Linked DNA regions of Homo sapiens: region 1 is linked to region 2. Evidence: read pairs that join two places in POLR2A ChIA-PET (ENCODE). Cell type or tissue: IMR-90. All regions are shown on one strand.

Region 1 (8,000 bases), 320 kb before region 2:
CCACCTCAGCCTCCCGAAGTGCTGGGATTATAGGCTTGAGCCACCACACCCTGCCAAGAATGAATTTTTTTTTTTTTTTTTTTTGAGACGGAGTCTGGCTCTGTCGCCTAGGCTGGAATGCAGTGGCATGATCTCAGCTCACTGCAACCTCCACCTCCTGGGTTCAAGCGGTTCTCCTGCCTCAGCCTCCCAAGTAGCTGGGATTACAGGCGTGCGTCACCACGGCTGGCTAATTTTTGTATTTTTAGTAGAGACAGGGTTTCACCGTGTTAGCCAGGCTGGTCTTGAACTCCTGACCTCAGGTGATCCACCTGCCTCGGCATCCTAGAGTGCTAGGATTACAGGCGTGAGCCACCGCACCCAGCCCAGGAATGAAATTCTTGTATTTTTTATTTATTTACTTATTTTTTTTTTTTTAGTAGTGACAGGGTTTCACCATCTTGGCCAGGCTGGTTTTGAACTCCAGACCTCGTGATCCACCTGCCTCGGCCTCCCAAAGTGCTGAGATTACAGGTGTGAGCCACTGCGCCCGGCCAAGAATGAAATTCTTTTTTTTTTTTTTTTTTTTGAGACGGCGTCTCGCTCCCTGGCCCAGGCTGGAGTGCAGTAGCACGATCTCACTGCAGGCTCCGTCTCCCGGGTCCACGCCATTCTCCTGCCTCAGCCTCCCAAGTAGCTGGGACTACAGGTGCCCGCCACCATGCCCAGCTAATTTTTTGTATTTTTGGTAGAGATGGGGTTTCACTGTGTTAGCCAGGATGGTCTTGATCTACTCTTCTTGTGATCCGCCCACCTCAGCCTCCCAAAGTGCTGGGATTACAGGCGTGAGCCACCGCGCCTGGCCAAGAATGAAATTATTAATTGATATTTACCACAAACTGACTGTAATTTTTAAACAGAATTTAAAAATTGTGTCTGCTGGCTACTGTGTGTTAGATTGAATGTGGGTAACTCTGGGTATTAGCAAAGTTTCCTTGTTTTGATTTTAGACTGTAATATTTTCTCGAAATCACTTTTTCTTTAAAAGTGTAGGCCAGGCATGGTGGCTCGCATCTGTAATCCCAGCACTTTGGTAGACCAAAGCAGGAGGATTGCTTGAACCCAGGAGTTTGAGAACAGCCTGGGCAATATGATGAGACCCCAACTCTACAGATTTTGTTTTGTTTTGTTTTGAGACAGAGTCTCGTTCTGTTGCCAAGGCTGAAGTCCAGTGGCTTGATCTCGGCTCACTGTAATCTCCACCTCCTGGGTTCAAGCAATTCTCCTGCCTCAGCTGTCTGAGTAGCTGAGTACAGGCGTGGGCCACTGCACCTGACTAATTTTTGTATTTTTTTGTTTTTGTTTTTGAGACAGAGTTCATTCTGTCGCCCAGGCTGGAATGCAGTGATGCGATCTCAGCTCACTGCAACCTCTGCCTCCTGGGTTCAAGCAATTCTCATGCCTCAGCCTCTCTGGTAGCTGGGATTACAGGTGTGGCCACCATGCCCAGCTAATTTTTGTAATTTTAGTAGAGATGGAGTTTCGCCATGTTGGCCAGGCTGGTCTTGAACTCCTGGCCTCAAGTGATCCACCCGCCTCAGCCTCCCAAACTGCTGGGATTGCAGGTATGAACCACCGTGAGTGGTCCCCAAATATTTTTAAATAAAATTTTTTTCCTGTAATCCTAGCACTTTGGGAGGCCGAGGCGGGTGGATCACAAGGTCAGGAGATCGAGACCTTCCTGGCTAACACAGTGAAACCTCGTCTCTACTAAAAATACAAAAATTAGCCGGGTGTGGTGGCAGGTGCCTGTAGTCCCAGCTACTCGGGAGGCTGAGGCAGGAGAATGGTGTGAACCTAGGAGGCGGAGCTTGCAGTGAGCTGCGATCACACCACTGCACACTCCAGCCTGGGTGACAGAGCGAGACTCCGTCTCAAAAAAAAAAAAAAAAATTTAAAGTTAAAATTGTATTTAAATTTTTGTTTTTTATTTTTTGAGACAGAGTCTTTGCTCTTGTCTCTCAGTACAGTGGCGCGGTCTCAGCTCACTGCAACCTCTGCCTCCCAGGTTCAAGCGATTCTCCTGCCTCACCGTCCCGAGTAGCTGGGATTACAGGCACACACCACCACACCTGGCTAATTTTTTAATTTTTAGTAGAGACAGGGTTTCACCGTGTTTGCCAGGCTGGTCACAAACTCCTGATATCAGGTGATCTACTTGCCTTGGCCTCCCATAGTGCTGGGATTACAGACGTGAGCCACTGCTCCCGGCCTTAACCTGTATTTTAAAAAAAAATTTATTTTATTAGAGACGGGGTCTTGCTGTGTTGCTCAGGTTGGTCTCAAATGCCTGGGCTCAAGCATTCCTCCAGCCTTGGTCTCCCAAAGTGCTGGGATTACAGGCATGAGCCACTGAGCCCGGCCTAAATTGTATTTTCTTTTTACTTAACTCTTTTTATAGATTCAATTAAATGTTTGCTTCTACCTAAATCTTAAGTAGTTAGGGTCCTTGGGAGTAGATAATGTATTTAGTAATTATTTATTTTTAAGAAGAAATTAGAAATCTACACCTAAAGTGAATTTCTGGGGTAGAAAAATCTGGGCCCTACTAGAACCATCTTTGCCTCCCACACCAGGAAAGCCGGCAGTAAGTACAGGTGCTGGTATATTGGCAGTGCTAAAAAGTTGCATGGGAACTACAGGAAGTCTAAAATGACTCTTAATCACTTAGCTGTTTCTGGGCTACAGGAAAAAGGAAATGAATATTACTTTGAAATCTTACTGGAAAAGTGGCTAAACTGGTTTATGTAGGTAAGTTTTTGTAAGCAGACAAAAAATTTCTAAGTGCAGTCTTCTCTGTATAGGAAAGCTAAGTCAGAATTAGGTAATATTTTGTTGTTTCAATAGATACTAATATTTTGAAAAATATAGTTACTTGTTATTGAGTATATCAGAAGTTAATTATTATATCAATAGTTGGTTTTTTAAGTAGGCTGGTGATATTTGCCTCATGGTAGGTCACTGTGGCATTTCTGGGTGTTAGGATGCTGTTACTCCTTAAACCCTGAAAAAGTGAAAACATTAAAGATTCCTGTCAAATGGGTACTAACGATTCTCTTCTGTGTGTGAGATATGTTGCTAGGTATGGCGTGTTAAAGTATAAAACAGAACATTTATGTGTGTCTATGTAATAAAACATAACATTTGGAAAAGATTATGTTATATGGAGTTCTATACTTTTTCTTCAATTATTTGCTTGGTCTTTACACTATAAAGTATTAATTAACATTAGGGTGTAACATTTTTAGCAGTGGAAATGAGGACTGGTAAACATTATTTAATAAACATCCTAATTATATTTAATATATATCATAGGCTGGGCATGGTGGTTCACGCCTGTAGTCCACACACTTTGGGAGGCCGAGCCAGGCGGAGTCCTTGAGCTCAGGAGTTTGAGACCAGCCTGGGCAAGATGGCGAAACCCTGTCTCTACAAAAAAAAAACATAAAAATTAGCCAGGTGTGGTGGCTTACGCCTGTGGACTCAGCTACCTGGGAGGCTGAGGTGGGAGGATCACCTGCGTCTGAGAGGTGGACGCTGTAGTGAGCTGAGATCATGCCACCAGCCTGGGTGACAGAATGAGAGCATGTCTCAAAAAAAAAAAAAAAAAAAAAGTGTGCATGTGTGTGTGCTTGTGTGTGTGTATCATAGCCTGAATGAGTATACTCCTAACTCATTTGGAATGGTATTTCCTGGAATATTTTAGATGGATTCTGTACCCTACGTTCTTTCATATAGTAAGGTGTATGTACTGGAAACAATAGAAAAAACATTTTCAAAGGCTTGATGTTTTAGATCATTGAAAAAAATTTTTTATCTATGTTATTTAAAGAGGCAGGGTCTCATTCTGTTGCCTAGGCTGCAGTGCAGTAGTGTGATCATAGTTCACGGTAACCTCAAACTTCTGGGCTTAAGCAATCCACCTGCCACAGCCTCCCCAGTAGCTAGGACTACAGGTGTGTACCACAGTGCTCAGTAATTTTTATTATTTTTTTAAATTAATTAATTTTTTTTGAGACAGAGTCTCGCTCTGTAGCCCAGGTTGGGGTGCAGTGGCATGATCTTGGCTCACTGCAACCTCTGCCTCCTGGGTCTGGTTCAAGCAACTCTCCTGCTTCAGCCTCTGGAGTAGCTGTGATTATAGGCATGCGCCACCATGCCCAAGTAATTTTTGTATTTTTAGAGACTGGGTTTCACCATGTTGGCCAGGCTGGTCTTGAACTCCTGACCTTGTGATCCGCCTGCCTCAGCCTCCCAAAGTTCTGGGATTACAGGCGTGAGCCACCATGCCTAGCCATGCTTGGTAATTTAAAAAATTTTTTTCTAGAGATGTGGTCTCACTATGTTGTCCAAGCTGGTTTTGATCTTCTGGCTGCAAGCAGTCCTCCTGCCTCGGCCTCCAAAAGTGCTGGAATTACAGATGTGAGCCATCACTCCCAGCCTGAAAAAAAAATTAAATGTAGAAAATTTGGGTTCTTGGTATCTTGCAAGAATTTGCTTTAAAATTATTATAATTTTTTTTGAGACAGGGTCTTGCTCTGTCACCCAGGCTAGAGTGCAGTGGCTTGATCATGGCTCACTATAGCCTTAACTTCCTGGGGTCAAGTGATTCTCCTGTCTCAGCCTCCTGAATAGCTGGGACTACAGGCGTGTACCACTACACCTGTCTAATCTTTGTATTGTTTTTGTAGAGACAAAGTCTTGCTGTGTTACCCAGGTTGATCTTGAACTCTTGTTCTCAAGTGATCCTCCTGCCTTGTCCTTCCAAAGTGCTGGGATTACAAGTGTGAGCCACCATGCCCCGTGTTTAAAATAAAGTATATGTGTGCTTTTAGAACAATAAAAACATTATATATATATGTGTGTGTGTATATGTATATGTCTTTTTAAACATTGACAAAAATTGTATGTATTTATGGTGTACAAGTTGATATGGAATGGCTAAATCAAGCCAATTAACATGCATAACCTCTTACATTTATCATTTTTTTTTGTGATGAGAACATTTAAAATCTAATCCCTTTGCAATTTTGAGGTATACAGTAGATTATTATCTGTACTCATCATGATGTAGTCATCAGACTTGTATCTCCTAACAGTATTTGCTTTTGTTAATTAAAAATTTTAAATAGAAACCATTTAGAAGAAATTTATTTTAGTTTTCTAGTTAAGTCAATTTGTAGAATATTCTGTTTCCAGGTCTTTTCATTAAAGACATTTATTTGGATTGGTAATTTATCATTGGTTAAGTTAGGCTATGCTGATCATTATCACAAAGTATACATCGTATGTGATGCTTTACAATTTCCCTTTAGAAGAAGCTAAATATTCTTAGTTAAGTAAATAAATATCTAACTTCCAGCTTTTTTCTTGCTTAATATCAGTTTTCTGAATTTCAATATAGAGATGCCAGTCATATGTCATTATTAAGAAACTAGCCTTTAAAATGTATGACTGTTGCTCCTTCTTCATTTCCTTATGGTTGTTTAGTTTTCTGGGCTGAGGATAAGTCATCAGGCCAAACCTTTCAGTGGAATGTGTTTTGCTATATGGTTAGAAGACAAGCTGAGCTGCTCAGATGTCATAGTGACCTGAAAGAGGCAGCTTCAAAAATTACCTCTTAAATAGTTTTTGTTTAATACTAGAATCTTTTAGTGATCACTATAGATCAGAATTTGTATTTACCAATCCAAGAATGGAACAATTAGGTTTTTCATCTGCTCTCTACATTGACTGTGCCCAGGATACCGAAGTCAGGTATTTAGTTTTTACGTTTGTAAAGCTCTGATGCTTCCAGTAGAACAGAATTTCTGTAGGACAATGAATTGGCTTTTTCTTTGTGAACACAGCTTATTAATTTAGCAGTGGTTTTATCATATTGAACTGAAATGTGGCACGTTATTAGGCTTGTGAATTTTTTGTTAACCAGTCTTTTGCCTTATTTTAGAAAATATTGCAGTGATTTTTCTCTTTAAAATTCTTTAAAGACTTTTGTATATTTATCTTAAATTATATATCTGAAGTTTTTTTTTTTTTAGTTGCAGTTTAGGCTTCCAGAGCCATATCAGTCTTTATATAAATCTGTTGAATAATCGTTTCTTCTAAAATCAAAGTAAATTTCTTGTACATGTTTAAGGAGTGAAAAGGAATTTGTGTATATGTAATTTTGCTAGTACTTATGGCTTCGATCTAGAAATGTTTATGATGGACCAGGCACGGTGGCTTATGCCTGTGATCCTAGCACTTTGGGAGACCCAGGCGGGTGGATGGCTCATTGAGCACAGGAGTTCAAGACCAGCCTGGGCAACATGGCAAACCCCGTCTTTACCAAAAATACAAAAATTAGCTGGGCATGGTGGTGTGCACCTGTAGTCCTGGTTACTCAGGAGTCTAAGGCGGGAGGATTGCTTGTGCCTGGGAGGTCAAGGCTGCAGTGAGCCATGATTGCGCCACTGCACTTCAGCCTAGGTGACAGAGTGAGACTGTGTCTCAAAAACAAAAACAAAAAAAGGGGAAATCTTTATTTTTTTTTTTAAACCTCATACTAAAAACAGGTATCAGGTTATATGTAGATAGAGACTGCCAGGTTGATCAATTTTAATTTCTCTTTTAATCACTTATGGATATCATATGAATGTCATTCAGCTTTTTAATTTTGTCATTAATCAAGCTGAGTAGTAAACTGTCATTTTAGTATTGGTTCAAATATTCAGTGGATAATTGTTAAAATTTCAGTAGCCACTTTGTAAATTGAAAATCATGCGGAAAATATAGGTCCTCTGGAATGCTGAAGAGCCATGTTTCTTAAATAGTATACATATGGGACTGGGCATGGTGGCTCATGTTTGTAATCCCAGCACTTTGGGAGGCCGAGGTGGGTGGCTCGCCTGAGGTCAGGAGTTTGAGACTAGCCTGGCCAACATGGTGAAACCCCATCTCTACTTAAAGAATACAAAAATTAGCCAGGTGTGGTGGCGGGTGCCTGTAATCCCAGCTACTCGGGAGGCTGAGGCAGGAGAATCGCTTGAATACAGGAGGCAGAGGATGCAGTGAGCTGAGATTTTACCACTGCACTCCAGCCTGGGTGACAGAGCGAGACTGTCTCAAGAAAAAAAAAAAAGAAAAATAATATATATATGGGATATATCTTGTCGGAATAAGAAGAGTAAGGTAGAACATCAAAACTGTGGCTGGGTGTGGTGGCTTACACCTATAATACTAGCACTTTGAGAGACCGAGATGGGAAGATGGCTTGAGGCCAGGAATTTGAGACCAGCCTGGGGAACATAATGATACCCTGTCTCTACAAAAAGTAAAAAGATTAGCTGAGTATGGTGCTGTGCACCTGTCGTCCTAGCTACTGGGGAGGCTGGGGCAGGAAGATCACTTGAACTTGGGAGTTTGAGGTTGCAATGAGTTTTGATTGCGCCATTGCACTCCAGCCTGGTGACACAGGAAAACCCTGTCTCTAGAAAAAAGAAAGAAAGAAAGAAAAAAATTCAAAACTCTGTTTTTTGTTTGTTTGTTTGTTTTTTATCATTCTAATGCTTTTATTCATGTTTCATCTTCCTAAGGAATGACAGGTAAGAATTTAGGGACTGGTAAGAAATTTTTCAGCTTATTATTTTCCTCCCAAAATTCTGTGTATGGAATTCTATTCAGCAGTAAAAAGTGAACTGTTGATACGTGCAACAGCTTTGATATATCTCAAGAGAATTATGCTGAGTTAGTAAAGCCAATCTGAAAAGGTTACACTCTGTATGGTTCCATTTCTGTAACATTCTTGAAATTACAAAATTATTGAGATTGATAAATTAATGGTTGCTAGGGGTAGAGATTGGGGTGGGTGGAGGGAGATGGTGGGTGTACCTGTAAAAGGGTAGCACAAGGAATACCTTATGAGGAAACTCTTGTGTCTAACTCTAGTGGTAAATATATTAATCTACACATACACAGAGTGC
Region 2 (8,000 bases):
GGCCTAATACTGCACCCTGCTCCTGGCATACCTAAATTCAGCCAAGTAAAAGGAGCTACTGTTATGTGTATCCTACCGGCCCTTCCCTGTTCTCTTGGGTCAGGGAGACTCTAGTGAAAAGGGTAGCGTGACTTCAAAGTAACTAGGATTGCCAGATTTCTTCCCCAACACAGGGCAACTTTATTTAAAGTTTTAAAGTTAGTAACCCCTTCTGGATGTCTAAAGTCAAAACAATAAAATAGGATTTTCCATCTCTGTCCCTTTCTTTCCCTGTTCTCTCCCCCATATGCAAAACTATTTTTTTATTTTTTAATTTTCATTTTTTTGAAACAGGGTATCACTCTGTCACCCAGGCTGGAGTGCAGTGATGCGATCTTGGCTCACTGCAACCTCCGCATCCTGGATTCAAGAGATTCTCCTGCAGCAGCCTCCTGAGTAGCTGGGATTATAGGTACATGCCACCACGCTCACCTAATTTTTATATTTTTAGTAGAGACGAGGTTTCACTGTGTTGGCCAGGCTGGTCTCAAACTCCCATCCTCAGGTGATCCACCCGCCTCAGCCTCCCAAAGTACTGGGATTACAGGCATGAGCCCCTACACCCAGCCCCATGCATAACTATTTTTATTAGCTTTGTGGTTTTCTTTCCATTGTTCCTTTTTAAACAATGGACACATGTATTTATTTTCCTCCATACCACTTTCCTACTTAAAATGTAACATACTATGTGTACTTGTTTACACCTTGCTCTCTCTCTCTCTCTCTCTCGCTCGCTCTCTCTCTCTATATATATATATATTTTTTTTTTTTTGAGACATGGTCTCACTCTGTCACCCAGGCTGGAGCGCAGTGGCACCATCACTGTTCACTGAAGCCTCAACCTCCCGGACTCAGGTGATCCTTCCACCTTAGCCTCCAGAGTAGCTGGGACTACAAGTGCATGCCACCATGCGCAGATAGTTTTTTGTATTTTTTTGTAGAGATGGGGTTTTGCCATGTTGCCCAAGCTGGTTTCAAACTCCTGGGCTCAAGTGATTTGCCTGCCTCAGCCTCCCAAAGTGCTGGGATTATAAGCATGAGCCACCGTGCCCAGCCTACACCTTGCTGTTTTCACTTTGCAATAGATCCCTGAGGGTTATCTGCAGCAATACATATTGAATCTCCTATTCAATTGCTATCTCCTAATGAATCCATTGCTCTTTTACAACTGCAGAGTACCACACTCTACAGGTGACCATAACATTATTCAGTCAGTTCTCTGCTGACGGATTTGGAGGCTGTTCCCAGTCTTTTGCCACGGTAAGTAGTGGTACAAAAAATTCTCAAATCTTGGATCTTATCTCATAGCTTTTACTGTTACAAATATCTCCTATCTTTGCATCTTTTTGCCAGCATATGTTTGGGATGGACTCACAGGACTGTGATTTGTGACTGTGGGGTTTTAATTTTGCTACATATTGCCAAATTCCTCTCCTTTAGGGCTGTACCACTTTGCATTCCCACCAACAATTATGAGAGTACCTGTTCCTCCTGTGGCTACTTTTAAGGGTAAACTTCAAACTCCTATAGATGGGAGATGGTGACTTACAAACCGATGGCAGAAAAAAAAGGGTTCCAACAATCTACTTCATTCACTTACTCATTTAATAAACATTTGTTGAGTGTTTAACATATGCCCTTACTCTGGTTAAGAGTGATAACGGGGCTCAGAATCTGGAGGGGTTACAAAGGGAACATAGGCACTTACATCACCTTATGGTAAGTGCTGATGGGGAAGCATTGGCTGCTCCGGGAGCATGTAGTGGGGCAGGAGTGTCTAACTGATTACAGGGGTAGGTGTTCAGGAAAGGTCCCTAAAAGAAGTGACTTCTAATCTGAGACTTAAAAGTTAGGGTTTAGAATTCATCTTTGTGTGTAATTCTAGAGAAAAATGGCATGATCCATTTTTCTGTTTTAGAAATGTGGTAAGCAGGTGGACTAGAGTGGGGAATGAGGCAGAGAGATTGGTTAGGATGACACAGCAGTACTCTAAGCAAGGAATGAGGATGGCCTGAAACACAGAAGTAGCCAAGAAAAAAAGAAACAAAGGATTTGTGAGACATTTAGAAAACAGACTCAATGGGAGTTGTGGTTGCCTTGAAGGCAGGGGCTGTTGTAATGTAAAGCCAAGGCTTTTCCTTGATATATTCATTGGCATTCTGCATCACTTTCCTACATAAACAGACCAGACACATAACATACCATCTGAGATTTCTAGTTTTGCTTTCTTTAAAATGGAAGAACATCTTGAATACACCTGTAAAACAATCTTCACTACAGAATCTTTTTAGATTTCTATAAATTTTTCTCCTAGGCTTTTACCATTAACTTGTTCATAATTAACTCAATAACAATTTGTCTTAGCTACTCATCTTCAACAAGTGTTTCTGATTTTCAACTTAGTTTTCATAGCAATAGCAACCCTCTTTTTTGGTACTCATATTTCATTTTTCGTATTATTTCATTAAATTACGTAGTTGCAACTGTAAGCATAAGTGCCATACACACATTTAAAAAATTGTTTTCATTCTTTTTTTTTTTCCTTTTTTTACAGAGACAAGATATCACTATGTGGCCCAGGCTGGTCTCGAACCCCTGGGCTTAAGCAATCCTGCCTCGGCCTCCCAAAGTGTTAGGATTACAGGCATGAGCCACTGCGCCCAGCCCACAGACACATGATGTTTAGAAAAAAACACAATGGACCCTCACTAAGCACACAACTCAAATGGAGGAGGAGAAGCGCAGGCATGCAAGAGACAAGCCTATGAGTCATAACCACTCATTATGCTGTGGGCAAATGTCAGTGTGTTTCTCCTCACAGGCTCTCTCCCCAGAGACCCCTTCCCTGATCATCTGTTTAAGATTAACCCTTTCGACCGGGTGTGGTGGCTCATGCCTGTAATCCCAGCACTTTAGGGGGCCAAAGCGGGAAGGATCACTTGAGGTCAGGAGTTTGAGACCAGCCTGGCCAACATGGTGAAACCCCATCTCTACTAAAAACACAAAAATTAGCTGGGTGTGGTGGCAGGCGCCTATAATCCCAGCTACTCAGGAGGCTGAGGCAGGAGAATCGCTTGAACCCAGGAGGCAGAGGTTGCAGTGAGCCCGAGATCGGGCCACTGCACTTTAGCCTGGGTGACAGAGCTAGTGGGACTCCTCCTCTGTCTCAAAACAAACAAACAAACAAAGATTAACCCTTTCATCACTCTCTATTCCCAGATTAATTTTGCTTCACAGGATTTACCACCACCTGATTTTTTTCTGTTTCACTTGTTTATCGTCTGTCTCTTCACTAAAATGTAAACTTCCCAAGTAGAGGGATTTAGTTTTGTTTATTCCGTGTACCTAGAGCAGTTCCTGGCACATAGCAGACACCCAATAAGTATTTGTTAAATGAATACTGTGGAATGAGTTTTTTACACATGAAATTCTCAGCTAATCAAACAAAATAGCTATGTGGAGACTGCTCAAGAAGCAATGCTGCCAGGAGCGGTGGCTCACGCCTGTAATCCCAGCACTTTGGAAGGCTGATGCAGGCAGATCATGAGGTCAAGAGTTCGAGACCAGCCTGGCCAACATGGTGAAACCTCATCTCTACTAAGAATACAAAAATAGCCAGGTGTGGTGGTGCGTGCCTGTAATCCCAGCTACTCAGGAGGCTGAGGCGGGAGAATCACTTGAACCCAGGAGGCGGAAGTTGCAGTGAGCCAAGATCACACCACTACACTCCAGCCTGGCGACAGAGCTAGACTCCGTCTCAAAAAAAAAAAAAAAAAAGGAAAAGTACTTCCTTCAATTAGTCATTCTAAAGACTTCATGAATTAAACTCCATAAAAGACAACAGTGTCTAGCATATATAAAATGCTAAATAAATGTACGTTTATTATGATGAATATGTTGAATATTTACAGGTGGTTAACTATAAACACCTCTAGTTGAAAATATATATAATATATATTACATATATTATATATAATATATATGTATATTATATATGTAATATATACATACACATTATATATAATATATACGTATATATATTATATAATACGTAATATATAATACTTATATATATAATTCGCCTCCCAGGTTCAAGCAATTCTCCTGCCTCAGCCTCCCAAGTAACTGGGATTACAGGCATGTGCCACCACGCTCGGCTATATATTTTTTTAATTATTATTTTTTAGTAGAGACGGGGGTTTCTCCATGATTGTCAGGCTAGTTTCGAACTCCCGACCTCAGGTGATCCGCCCGCCTCGGCCTCCCAAAGAGCTGTTTTAAAGCACAGGTTCCCATGGCATCGCTTCTTCCCCCAACCCTCACACACTGTCCCTAACCAAAGAGACTGCACACCCCAGAATGCAACACGCGCCTCCGCGAAGAAGACCTACTCATAGCAAGTACTTCACAGCCTACAATTCCCAAGATGCAACGCGACCTCCTTCCCACAGCAACGAAAGACTGCGACTCCCCGGACTATCAGGCCGGGAGAGTCCACTTCCAGCTCACCTCGGAGCTCCGGGAGCCTTTCAGCACCTGCTTGGTGAGCGCGATTACGTCAGTACCACAGGTGGTCACCTTCTCCGTGAGAAGCCCCTTCACGGACTGACCGAACCGCGCTTGAGACTCTGGCGTTCCAGTCGCCATCATTTCAGTTAGCGAACGGTTGCGCACTGACGATGGTGAGTCGCCGGGGCCAAAAGACAAGCAAAGCGGAAGGAAAAGAGGCGTCTCTTCCTCCATGGGAAAAGGAAGGGACGCATGCGCCTGATGGAGGTTGACCTTTGCTCACTAAACTCATGAACTATTCATTGATATCCTGAGGAAAACAGGGTCCAGGCAAACATCTCTGGAGGGGATGGAGGACAGTTTCATTGACTCTATGGTTCAGAATCGGAAAGCCTGCGGCAGGGCATGGCGGCGCACGCCTGAAATCCCAGCCCTTTGGGAGACCCAGGCAGGAGGATCACCTGAGCCTGAGAGTTCCAGACCACCCTGGGCAACATAGCGAAACTCCATCTCTTTAAAAATAAAATAAAATTAAAATTAATACAAATAATTAAAAAGAATCAGAAGGCCCGGATTACAGTCCCAATGCTACCATTTAGCAGTGTGTGGCTGCAAATTACTCAGCTTCTGTCTTATATTCCTCATCTGTTAAACAGAAGTAATAATGTTTCCAAGGGGTTATGAGAATATCATTCCATTCATATATATATACACATATATATATATACACATATATATACACATATATACACATATATACATATATATACATATATATACACATATATATATACATATATATTTTTTTTTCCCCAGAGTCTTGTTCTGTTGCCTAGGCCTTTTTTTGATTAATTGAGACAAGGGGCCAGGCGTGGTGGCTCACGCCTGTAATCCCAACACTTTGAAAGGCCAAGGTGGATCACTTGAGGTCAGGAGTTCAAGGCCAACCTATCCATATGGTGACACACCTGTAGTCCCAGCACTTTGGGAGGCCGAGGCAGAAGGGTCACTCAAGGCCAGGAGTTCAGTATCAGCAGCCTGGGCAACATAGCGATAACTTGTCTCATTTTATTTAATTTTATTTTATTTTATTTTTTTTTTGAGATGGAGTCTCGCTTTGTTGCCCAGGCTGGAGTGCAGTGGCTCGATCTCAGCTCACTGCAACATCCGCCTCCTGAGTTCAAGTGATTCTCCTGCCTCAGCCTCCCAAGTAGCTGGGATTACAGGTGCTTGCCACCAGGCCCGGCTAATTTTTGTATTTTTAGTAGAGATAGGGTTTCACCATGTTGGCCAGGCTGGTCTCAAATTCCTGACATCTAATGATCCACCAGCCTTGGCCTTCCAAAATGGTGGGATTACAGGCGTGAGCCACTGCACCTGGCCTCATTCCATTCAATTTTAACAAACATTTCATGAACTAAATACCAGACACTGTACTAGGCTGGGGATAGAGAAAGAAATGAAATACAGTTCTTGTCTCTGTGGAACTCCCAGGCTGATGAGGCAGATAGGCCTGTAAACAAATGAAGAAGGAAAAACAATCTAATAGAAAAATTGGCAAAAGGCACAAGTAGGCAATTCAAAAAAAAAAATCAACTGGCTGATAAATGTGAAAAATGCTCAACATCACTAGTAATTTTTATTGATAACCTCTTTATTGTATTAATACCAAACTGATGGTAACCACCTTGTAAGTGAATTAATATGTAAAATATTTCAAGTAGGCCAGGTGCCGTGGCTCACGCCTGTAATCCCAGCACTTTGGGAAGTTGAGGCGGGAGGATCACCTGAGGTCAGGAGTTCGAGACCAGCCTGCCCAACATGGTGGAACCCCGTCTCTACTAAAAATACAAAAATTAGCCGGGCGTGGTGGTGGGCACCTGTAGTCCCAGCTACTCTGGAGGCTGAGGCAGGAGAATTTCTTGAACCCGGGAGGCAGAGGTTGCAGTGAGCCGAGATCATGCCACTGTATTCCAGCCTAGGCGACAGAGTGAGACTCTGTCTCAAAAAAAAAATAAAATATTTCAAGTAGCTCCATTTCTTTTTTAGTTAATAAAAGATGTGAGAATGTTATTGTATTGAAAATTTTGTTCAAAATTACCTGTATTCAATATCAACATTACTTCCTCTTCCAAGTGTCTAGATTCATATGTCTCCGTTGAATCTCATTTACTGTTTACTTTTTGTCCTTAATAAACTTTATTGAGTTTATGTGCATGAATTTATGTTATAATTTATGTACAATAACAACATTATTTTTTGAGATGGAGTCTTGCTTTGTCACCCAGGCTGGAGTGCAGTGGCACGATCTTGGCTCACTGCAACCTTTGCCTCCCTGGTTCAAGCGATTCTCCTGCCTCAGCCTCCCGAGTAGCTGGGATTACAGGTGCCCACTATCACGCCTGGCTAATTTTTGTATTTTTAGTAGAGATGGGTTTCACCATGTTGGCTAGGCTGGTCTTGAACTCCTGACCTCAGGTGATCCACCTGCCTTGGCCTCCCAAAGTGCTGGGATTACAGGCGTTGAGCCACCACGCCCGGCCTGCACAATAACCACATTCTTTAAAGTGTACGATTTGATGAGTGTGACAGACGTATACATCTGTGAACCACCACCACTATTAAGATACAGAACAGGGTGGGAGCAGTAGCTCATGCCTGTATTCCCAGCACTTTGGGAGGCCGAGGCAGAAAGATTGCTTGAGGCCAGGAGTTCAATATCAGCAGCCTGGGCAACATAGCGATAACTTGTCTCATTTTATTTATTTATTTTTATTATTTATTTACTTTATTTTGAGACGGAGTCTTGCCCTGTCACCCAGGCTGGAGTACACGGGTGTGATCTTGGCTCACTGCAACCTCCGCCTCCCGGGTTCAAGCGATTCTCCTGCCTCAGCCTCCCAAGTAGCTGGGACTACAGGTACGCACCATCGCGCCCGGCTAATTTTTGTATTTTTAGTAGAGGTGGGGTTTCACCATGTTGGCCAGGCTGGTCTTGAACTCCTGACCTCATGATCGGCCCACCTTGGCCTCCCAAAGTGCTGGGATTACAGACATGAGCCACCACGCCCGGCCCCTTGTCTCAATTAAAAAAAAAAAAAAAAAGATGCAAAACATTTCATCACCCTCAGAAGTTTCCAAGTGCCCTTTAAAGTCCATCTCTCCTTCTCTGTCTCACCCGGGCAACCACTGCCCTGCTTTTGGGAACTATAGATTAATTTGCATTTCTAGAATGGCAAATAAATAGCATCATACAGGCTTTTTTGAGGGGAGGGGGGTCTTTTTTTGTCTGGCTTCATTCTTGCAGCATGATGATTTGACATGTTGTTGTGCATATAACTAGCCTGTTCATTTTTATTGCTGAGAAATATTCCACTGCATGGATAGTTCTCACTGTGTTTATTCACTCTCTTGTTGATGGACACTTGGGTTGTTTCCACTTTTGGGTTTTT

The links. Peaks named below come from ENCODE experiments on the same cell type or tissue, not always from the same donor. Only the 100,000 strongest peaks of a DNase experiment are listed, where the experiment ranks them.
Region 1: POLR2A ChIA-PET joins it to region 2 with 13 read pairs; 2 of 35 experiments call an interaction of 5 or more read pairs at or near these places.

The regions. Positions count from the first base shown.
Region 1 is chr10:103,166,180-103,174,179 of GRCh38, reverse strand. The region is part of intron 3 of NT5C2 (5'-nucleotidase, cytosolic II); the gene reads left to right. Among named protein-coding and RNA genes, the nearest start is that of NT5C2, 23 kb to the left of the region's middle. In IMR-90, no CTCF peak of the experiment used is centred here; a DNase peak (open chromatin) is centred at 5,569; H3K27ac peaks cover 272 bases.
Region 2 is chr10:102,850,976-102,858,975 of GRCh38, reverse strand. It overlaps BORCS7 (BLOC-1 related complex subunit 7), which reads right to left and starts at 4,717. Exons shown (of 5, transcript NM_001136200.2): 1 at 4,549-4,717. The coding sequence starts at 4,689. BORCS7-ASMT (BORCS7-ASMT readthrough (NMD candidate)) reads right to left here and starts at 4,766. Exons shown (of 15, transcript NR_037644.1): 1 at 4,549-4,766. RefSeq lists enhancers at 2,402-3,374, 4,382-4,571, 4,171-4,683, 4,642-4,701, 4,684-5,197. In IMR-90, no CTCF peak of the experiment used is centred here; DNase peaks (open chromatin) are centred at 2,785, 4,435 and 4,725; H3K4me3 peaks cover 916 bases; H3K27ac peaks cover 1,106 bases.